Linked DNA regions of Homo sapiens: region 2 is linked to region 1. Evidence: chromatin loops called from intact Hi-C (ENCODE). Cell type or tissue: mammary epithelial cell. All regions are shown on one strand.

Evidence for each region. A loop is a pair of places that touch in the nucleus more often than their neighbours do. Peaks named below come from ENCODE experiments on the same cell type or tissue, not always from the same donor. Only the 100,000 strongest peaks of a DNase experiment are listed, where the experiment ranks them.
Region 2: a loop joins it to region 1, with 29 times the contacts of the local background. A loop is called at or near these places in 25 of 110 quality-filtered maps.

The regions. Positions count from the first base shown.
Region 1 is chr13:30,459,297-30,464,296 of GRCh38, reverse strand. HMGB1 (high mobility group box 1) reads left to right here. Exons shown (of 5, transcript NM_002128.7): 2 at 603-766; 3 at 945-1,090; 4 at 1,585-1,759; 5 at 2,764-5,000. The coding sequence starts at 617. The coding sequence ends at 2,940. Among named protein-coding and RNA genes, the nearest start is that of HMGB1, 4.1 kb to the left of the region's middle. In mammary epithelial cell, a CTCF peak has its summit at 2,429 (motif pointing right); no DNase peak of the experiment used is centred here; H3K4me3 peaks cover 1,323 bases; H3K27ac peaks cover 1,017 bases.
Region 2 is chr13:30,252,925-30,257,924 of GRCh38, reverse strand. KATNAL1 (katanin catalytic subunit A1 like 1) reads left to right here. Exons shown (of 11, transcript NM_032116.5): 4 at 2,310-2,478. Among named protein-coding and RNA genes, the nearest start is that of KATNAL1, 52 kb to the left of the region's middle. RefSeq lists an enhancer at 1-401. In mammary epithelial cell, a CTCF peak has its summit at 2,021 (motif pointing left); no DNase peak of the experiment used is centred here.

The sequences.
Region 1 (5,000 bases):
CCGATAGGAAACGAGGCTGCCTCGCGGTGGCACCGCCACCCCCCAACCGGGTTCCGAGCACCGGAGCTGGCTGCTGCTCCCTCTTTGGAGCAAAGTTTTATGCAAAGAGGGTGTTTTTTGAAACTTTCGGTGCACGGTGATTTTTTTTTTTTAAGGTCCCATAATTAGGAAGAGTCGACTCGCTTAGGCCCTTGTTTATTCCCTATCTAGTGCAAAGCCACGAATTGGCAGCATGTTTTCTGACCTTTGGTTTGGTTGGTTTAAAATGGTGTTCTAGATTTTAAAATCGTTTAAGTGACCAGTTAGATACTCATTCAGAGCAGACTCGGGCGGATAGATAGGGAATACTGTATGGGTATATCTTTGTGTCTAGACTTTTTGAGATCGCCCTGAAGGACTGTTTTTGTTTTGTTTTGTTTGCTTGGCATAGCCCCTTCAAGGAATTTAATCTCTCGGCCATATTCTTGTCTGATTTTACGGAGGTTGATGTCGCTACTGTGTTAAATAACCAGTACTTTGGTTTTCATTCCCTTACTAAGTACTTTAAGGTCTTATATGTCATAATTTTATTGCTAACATCAAATATTTATTTTATTTTTTAGAAAAATAACTAAACATGGGCAAAGGAGATCCTAAGAAGCCGAGAGGCAAAATGTCATCATATGCATTTTTTGTGCAAACTTGTCGGGAGGAGCATAAGAAGAAGCACCCAGATGCTTCAGTCAACTTCTCAGAGTTTTCTAAGAAGTGCTCAGAGAGGTGGAAGGTAAGAGGGCTTAAAACATGCTAACAAGGTAATTAAAAGACAGTTTCCAATTGAGGATGCAAAAAAAAGCCTAGTTGGCATTCTCGTAGTGGGACGCTATTACATAGCAAAAGACATTGGTTTTGAGGATAATTTACTTAAATGTTACAACTTAAACTTACAAATAATTATTTTGTAGACCATGTCTGCTAAAGAGAAAGGAAAATTTGAAGATATGGCAAAAGCGGACAAGGCCCGTTATGAAAGAGAAATGAAAACCTATATCCCTCCCAAAGGGGAGACAAAAAAGAAGTTCAAGGATCCCAATGCACCCAAGAGGCCTCCGTGAGTATCTTGCCTGTTTTTACTTCCCAGACACGTTTTACAGTAGAATCTGAGAGAAATTTAGCAAGCTACTTTGTCAGTTTAGAGTGTAAATGTACAATCAAAGTTTCTTAGCTAATACTTGTTCATATTGGTTATATTTAAATAGTATAAAATTCCTGTTGGGTGGGAGTGTTCCCAGAGCATTTGAATTAGACATTTGGTCTCCTTTGCCCAGTGTATCTCCTTTTGATCTTTTTATTTCTTGAAAAATACTATCCCTTTGAAATAGTGTAATTGTAGAATGTTCATCTAGGGTTCTAGCTAGTATAAATTAAATAGTTGTAAATTAAGCTTTGGTTGTGAAGGATATTTAGTATATTATAGTATTTGCACCCTGTCCAATGCATCACAGAAATTCACAGGCAGCTTTAAATAGCAATGCAGTGTACACTTGATAGTATTTGTTTTTGTGATCTGTTAACTTAAAATCCTAAAATTAATTTTTTTTTTAGTTCGGCCTTCTTCCTCTTCTGCTCTGAGTATCGCCCAAAAATCAAAGGAGAACATCCTGGCCTGTCCATTGGTGATGTTGCGAAGAAACTGGGAGAGATGTGGAATAACACTGCTGCAGATGACAAGCAGCCTTATGAAAAGAAGGCTGCGAAGCTGAAGGAAAAATATGAAAAGGTAAGAAGTGTGGGTTTGCTTGGTAAAATGATGACAAGTACGCCAGATGTATGATTGTACTTAGTTTGAGGTGTAATAAGTTTTTAGGGTAACAGCTACATTAAGTATGGTGTTGATATAAGTCCTCATCCTTCAAAGAATGCAGAGGACCAAATAAATTAGGGTTTTTTTGACTAAAATGTAATCAGACTCAGACAAAGGCTGTGTACATTTATGTTGGTTTTGTTATTCCCCAGTATCTTGAAGTTCATGAAAATGTTGGTAGTCACTTCAAGTCAAAAATGAGCATTTTCAAATGGCTTGGCATACAGTACAAAAACAGGCTAGACAAAGTAATATAGGCTATATTTTTCTTAGTCATATCCTGAAACATTTATGTTCTTTTCCTTTAGATACTCAAAAAACCACAGCATCACTAAGTTAAATTACAAGTCTGCTGCTCTGTCCAGTAAATTAATAAGATTAAGGAAATCTATAACTCTTATAGTTCAGTAAATTGAAATATTAAATACTTAATTTTCAGCTTTAGTCATTCTGAAAAGTGTTTATTTCTAGATGTTTCTTAACCTAATTGCATGTTTATTGACAAATTACCTTTTTTTTTTAAGACCACATTTCCTACTAAGGATTAAGGTCTGACAGTGTAAACCTGTAGAGTGCTTTTTTGCATTCAGAAGGTGGCAGTGTCTACCCTTTAATCAAAGTCTCTACATTCTGGTTTTAATAGAGTTAGGATGTGGTACATAATTGCACCTCAATGAGGCATAACTTTGCAAATATTAGACTATGCCATTTCATGAGTTATAGATTGTTATAATGATCTTGTATTTTTATGTTCATTTATTGAAGTTCTAGTTATTTCTGGAGTTGCTGTGGATCTACAGATACGTGATATTTTGGTATAACTAGAATCTTGATTTCTTTCATAAAGTTCTGCCATGTTCTATTTCTTTCCTTAATGTTTTTTTCTTCCCTACTGTTTTATCCTCCCTTTGCTTTGGAAGGATATTGCTGCATATCGAGCTAAAGGAAAGCCTGATGCAGCAAAAAAGGGAGTTGTCAAGGCTGAAAAAAGCAAGAAAAAGAAGGAAGAGGAGGAAGATGAGGAAGATGAAGAGGATGAGGAGGAGGAGGAAGATGAAGAAGATGAAGATGAAGAAGAAGATGATGATGATGAATAAGTTGGTTCTAGCGCAGTTTTTTTTTTCTTGTCTATAAAGCATTTAACCCCCCTGTACACAACTCACTCCTTTTAAAGAAAAAAATTGAAATGTAAGGCTGTGTAAGATTTGTTTTTAAACTGTACAGTGTCTTTTTTTGTATAGTTAACACACTACCGAATGTGTCTTTAGATAGCCCTGTCCTGGTGGTATTTTCAATAGCCACTAACCTTGCCTGGTACAGTATGGGGGTTGTAAATTGGCATGGAAATTTAAAGCAGGTTCTTGTTGGTGCACAGCACAAATTAGTTATATATGGGGATGGTAGTTTTTTCATCTTCAGTTGTCTCTGATGCAGCTTATACGAAATAATTGTTGTTCTGTTAACTGAATACCACTCTGTAATTGCAAAAAAAAAAAAAAAGTTGCAGCTGTTTTGTTGACATTCTGAATGCTTCTAAGTAAATACAATTTTTTTTATTAGTATTGTTGTCCTTTTCATAGGTCTGAAATTTTTCTTCTTGAGGGGAAGCTAGTCTTTTGCTTTTGCCCATTTTGAATCACATGAATTATTACAGTGTTTATCCTTTCATATAGTTAGCTAATAAAAAGCTTTTGTCTACACACCCTGCATATCATAATGGGGGTAAAGTTAAGTTGAGATAGTTTTCATCCATAACTGAACATCCAAAATCTTGATCAGTTAAGAAATTTCACATAGCCCACTTACATTTACAAACTGAAGAGTAATCAATCTACTCAAAGCATGGGATTATTAGAATCAAACATTTTGAAAGTCTGTCCTTGAAGGACTAATAGAAAAGTATGTTCTAACCTTTACATGAGGACTCTATTCTTTAACTCCCATTACCATGTAATGGCAGTTATATTTTGCAGTTCCCACATTAAAGAAGACCTGAGAATGTATCCCCAAAAGCGTGAGCTTAAAATACAAGACTGCCATATTAAATTTTTTGTTGACATTAGTCTCAGTGAAGACTATGAAAATGCTGGCTATAGATGTCTTTTCCCATTTATCTAAATATGGACTGCTCAGGAAACGAGACTTTCCATTACAAGTATTTTTAATTAATTGGGCCAGCTTTTCAAACAAAGATGCCACATTCAAAATAGGGTATATTTTCCTATATTACGGTTTGCCCCTTTATAAATCCAAGTAGATAGGAAGAAAGAAGACAAACTTTGCATCTCAGTATGAATTATTCAATTTATTTGAATGATTTTTCTTTACAAAACAAACTCATTCATTAGTCATGTTTATCTGCTTAGGAGTTTAGGGAACAATTTGGCAATTTTGTGGTTTTCGAGATTATCGTTTTCTTAAAGTGCCAGTATTTTAAAATAGCGTTCTTGTAATTTTACACGCTTTTGTGATGGAGTGCTGTTTTGTTATATAATTTAGACTTGGATTCTTTCCATTTGCATTTGTTTATGTAATTTCAGGAGGAATACTGAACATCTGAGTCCTGGATGATACTAATAAACTAATAATTGCAGAGGTTTTAAATACTAGTTAAATGGCTTTCACTTAAGAACTTAAGATTTTGTTACATATTTTTAAATCTTGTTTCTAATAATACCTCTTAGCAGTACCTTTTAAATAAGTATAAGGGATGGCAAAGTTTTTCCCTTTAAAAATACTCACTTTATGCTTATAAATAGGTTAATGGGCTGATAAAAGGTTTTGTCAAACATTGCAAGTATTCGGTGCTATATATAAAGGAGGAAAAACTAGTTTTACTTTCAGAATGATTTAAACAAGATTTTTAAAAACAAGATACATGCAAGCGAACAGCAGGGTTAGTGATAGGCTGCAATTGTGTCGAACATCAGATTTTTTGTTAAGAGGAGCAAATGACTCAATCTGATTTAGATGGAAGTTTCTACTGTATAGAAATCACCATTAATCACCAACATTAATAATTCTGATCCATTTAAAATGAATTCTGGCTCAAGGAGAATTTGTAACTTTAGTAGGTACGTCATGACAACTACCATTTTTTTAAGATGTTGAGAATGGGAACAGTTTTTTTAGGGTTTATTCTTGACCACAGATCTTA
Region 2 (5,000 bases), 210 kb after region 1:
AAGGATGTCCTTTGGGAAGTCCACAGAGTCTGTTACAAATGTAATATCCAATTGCAGTGAGATGGAACTGAAGACTTACAAAGCAGAGGCACACTTCCTATGAGACAGGGGCCTTGCCACAAACGACACGTCTGGCTTCTTGAGCAGTTTCACTCAGACTATTTAGGAGCCCATCAGAATATTCAGTGGCAGAACAAGGTCAGTAATGGCAAACACTCAGAATGCAGCCTGTGTAAGAGCTTTGAACCAATTCTTCCACAATACAGCTTTACTGAGCGGGATTTGTGTGGAGAATGGACTACAGCAGGACTCCTAGGCGGCCATTGAATCGCAAGCTGAGGTGGGGAAAGCGCAAGCTGAGGAGGCAGAAGGAATGTTGTCTGAGACCTGCTGCAGTGCACCCTGAGCAGTGAGGTCACAGCAAGCCCAGCCATGGGCAAGCAGCCTGGCATCCAGCTGGGAGGGATGGGATTGCTGTTGGTGAGCAGAGGCTCTGGCTAGCTCTTGAGTCTAAAAAGCAGGACCACAAAGAAAACAGACTATTTAAATAGCAGGTGAAGCCGCTTACAAAAGAGCAAACTTGATGCAAATTCTGTGTGGAAAAGATTGTTGGTCTCATTTTATTGTCTTTGGCCATACCCATAAATCTGACTCAGGAAAGACATTTATATGTACACAAGTGTATACAAATAAAAGTAAAGTTTTACTCTATTACTTTCCACCCCTTCATCCAAAAAAAAAAAATTAGGTCAAAAAACAGTGGTCACATTGAAATACTAGAAATAGAGCAATTTAACAATTACAATTTTTTATTCTTTACCAGACTCGTCACATTTTTATTTTATAGGTAGAATGCTTAAAAGACTACTAATGTCCTAAAGATGATAATGTAATAATACTTTAAATTTTAAAATGCCTCATAGCCATTACTATGCACTATTTTGTAGTTGCTTTCCTGAGGATTTCTTTCACAAGATTGCTTGTCTTTGTCTCCTCCTAGGGTCAGTGTGGTAGAGGCCATATACCACCTAATGGGTGCCTCAGTAAATACTTGTTTAACTGGACTGAACTCCAAGGATTAAGATGTCAGTGTATGTTTACCTCATAGATAGACATACGGTTTTTGCCGGCCTTCTAGAAATTTCACGATGTAGTCTAATTCCAACATCTAAATATGCTGTATCAGACTCACAACATGTTAACACATTTTTTTTTCTTTTTTTTTCTTTTTCTTACTGTTTTGGCCCTTAGTTTGCAACCTTCATGGCTTTTTATCCATTTTCCTATCTTTGAATTATGCATATGTGTCACCTTTTCTGATATGAGGAACGGAACTCCATGATGAGTTAGGTGAATTATAAGTGTGAGGCTGGAAAGGGGATAATAATAGATATGGCATGTGGTTAAAAATGGAATACACATATGGGATCTAGAGGGCTACAGATACATACATAGCTATAGAAAGAGAAAAGGTAGGAAAACAGAGGTAGAGACATTTCAAGAGAGAACTAAGATTAGACACGAAGTGATAGAGTCCCTTTCCCAAGAATCAAAAAGAGACAAAAACTGTGCTGAGAAGCCTCAAAACTTTAATGTTTGCAGGAGACAAGTTCCACAGTAGATGAAACAAAATATGTTATTTTGCATGCATACTTATATGTATTTATCAAAATTTTTAATCACATTTGGAGGACTGTATAATTTGAATGATTCTGTGATTTTTAGACATTCTCAAAACATGAATATTTTAAAACATAATTACTTAAAGAAGATTTCATTGTTAGCTCTGCCATTTGTAATTTGATGAATGAAATGTTTAATTTTCCATTATAGAAGCAGAGAAAATCATCTTGGTTGTAAAACAGAAATTAGTAAACTGTACAAATAGACTTATTTAGAACTTCTGTCCTTACAGCTTTTAATGCTTTTTTCTAAAAAAAAGTTACTTATTCTTGGTTTAGGACAGTAATGAATAAAATTATTGCCTTTCCATTATGTTGTTAAGATTATTAGATAGGGATAGTCTGTGTTGCCCTCTATTGGTGATTAATAATTAACTTTTGACAGAATAATTGCTGCTTTATGTGTCATTTGTGTGTATTTAATAATTGTATCAGCCAGTATATTTTAGAAAAAAGAATTTGGGAAAACTAACCTAATAGTTGTGGCCATGAATTGGCCAAAGGTGAAAAAATTAGCTTTCGGGCTTTTTGATTTAACAATTTTATTGACTAAGATAGTATTGACATACTTTTGCCTTTGATTAATTTTAATTTTAATTTTAATTTTTTTTTTTTTTTTTTTGTCAGAGCTCCACCTCAGATCAGGCGTCCCAATCGAGAAGTAAGACCTCTGAGGAAAGAAATGGCAGGAGTAGGAGCCCGGGGACCTGTAGGCCGAGCACATCCTATATCAAAGAGTGAAAAGCCTTCTACAAGTAGGGACAAGGACTATAGAGCAAGAGGGAGAGATGACAAGGCAAGATGCTGTCTTTCTGTAATTCACTCACTTGAAGCCCAGGACTTTTGGTGGATGTTATGATTTTTGTTGGCTTTTCAAGATACCCTGGTTTTGACGTGGAAGAGTTAGAAAAAAGTCTCATTCAAAGCCTAAGTAGTCTTTGTATTTTGAAGGCCATGCTGCAATGCAAATCACCTCAGAGGCGTAGTAAATATCTATATACACATACATGTATAAAAATATTTAGTGAAATGGATCCCTTGTAAGAAAAAATACGGCTTTAAAACTTTTTTGAAAAATATTTTAATAAGTATTCTGAATAGAAATGAGCAATAAATGAAAATAGTTATGGGGAAAGACAAGAAGGTAGATGTATCTGTTCACAGAATAAGATGAGGGATATGATTTACTACTGCCAAAAATAAGTATCTTTGATTTATCTGTAGATTATAGTAGAACAAGATTTTTTTTCTTTTCCTTGAGAAGATTCCCCTTGCTTAGGGTTCATTGTGCACACGTACTTATTTAGGAAATTGATTGGTGAATAAACATAGTATTCGGTGGAAATTGTACTTCCCTTAAAATGGACTTAGGACAGTGGGTTGAAGATAATCTTACAGATTAAGGAGGTAGCCAGGATGATCTGATGTGTCTCTTAGGCCTTAATTTTAGTAAAAAGAGAAAAATTTTTAAGTGATAGTATTTCCTGTTTCCACCGTGATGTCATAAATGAATGATAATGTAATCAAATTGCCACAGAAAAGTTTTATTTTACTAGTTAGAGATTCAGGATCTGTCATCACATTCAGGCCATGATATGTATAATAAAGATATATCTAATAACAAGTGGTTATCCATCAAAACTGTATTTGAATATTTTTATTACGTGTAATTTTGATCTGTAGGTAAGGACTCCAGACCAACTTCCTAGGTCTTATAGCCATAATACATAGACCAAGATAGAATAAAATTGGTGTTTTCTGAATATTTCTATTTATGAGATAGTTCAAAGACATATTCTACCTCCCTGCCTCAATAGGACACTGAAAATGAATTAGATTTTTTTAATGTTTGTAGTTTGTGGGAGCTTTTATGCCATGAAACAGCAAGTGATTCTATTTCAGATCCTTTTTGGGATTAGTGAAGGGTAGTAATAAATACATTAACTTTTAAAATTTGTTCCCTCCATTATCAAAAGCCACATAAATGGATACTTGAAACTCTTTATCTTAAATATTATTTTTGTTTCTTTTCTTCATTTTTATGCAGCTAACATTGGTTTGCATTATAGAGAATACAGTACCGGCTGAAATCCAACCTCCAGTTTGCTAGTAGCTTTTAGATAAACCTTTAGAACAGGGTAAGGAACTTTCAGTCTTGAATTTACATAAGAGAAACCATGGTGACGGTTTACTGGATGCTGCTTTGCTGGGCACCGTTCAAAGTGATTAAACAGTAATTCATGAAGCAATCCCGTGAAGTAGGTGTCTTACTATCCCGACTTTACAGATGAAGAAACTGTGGTACAGAGCGCTAAAACTTGCCAGCGTCTCACAGTGAGACATGGATACTGGAAGAATGGAATTTGTGAAGTCACACATCTTTTTCCTGTTTAACCTTAAGATTTTTCATGTTATGTAGTTCCCCACCTACCAAGCTAGATGAAAAGTCTGGATTGGATTTACCAAAAGAGATCCAGAACAATTAAATGTTGGTTTTTAAATGTGACTCTTAAGCAAAGAACAAAATAATCAAGCAGCATTTTTTGAATGTCAAATACATTTTTTTTTTTTTTTTTTTTTGAGATGGAGTCTCGCTCTTGCCCAGGCTGGAGTGCAGTGGCACAACCTCAGCTCACTGCAGGCTCCACCTCCCAGGTTCACGTCATTCTCCTGCCTCAGCCTCCCAAGTAGCTGGGACTACAGGCACCCGCTACCATGCCCGGCTAATTTTTTTTGTATTTTTAGTGGAGGCGTTGTTTCACCATGTTAGCCAGGATGGTCAATACATTTTTTTTCCTGGAAATTATAAATTGTCTTTCATTTATAATGTTATCAAATGATTTTCTAAATCTTAGTTATTCTTTCATTGACATGTAAGTACTCAGAATGTCACTAGAAAGTAACCCTTTTATGTAAGAAAAGAAAAGAACTCCGCAGTTGTTTGGAGATAAAAGATATGTTCTGAGTCACTGTGGAAACAGAGGGGACTACAGTTTTTCAAAACAAACTCATGCAAACTTCATAAGCCTTTGAAAGGTATATTTGACTCAGTTACAATTTTTGTAACCACACAAATATTCATTAGGATACTGAAGTTCCTGAAACTCACTGAAGGCTGCGATAGGTTTTGAGGCAGCTTAGGTGAAACTAATAGATACCCACTTCTGCTAAAAGCTCATTTGAAAATGAGTGTTGGGGCCAGGGGCAGTGGCTCACGCCTGTAATCCCAGCACTTTGGGAGGCCAAGGCAGGTGAATCACTTTAGCCCAGGAGTTCAAGACCAGCCTGGGCAACATAGTGTAACCCCGTCTCTACTAA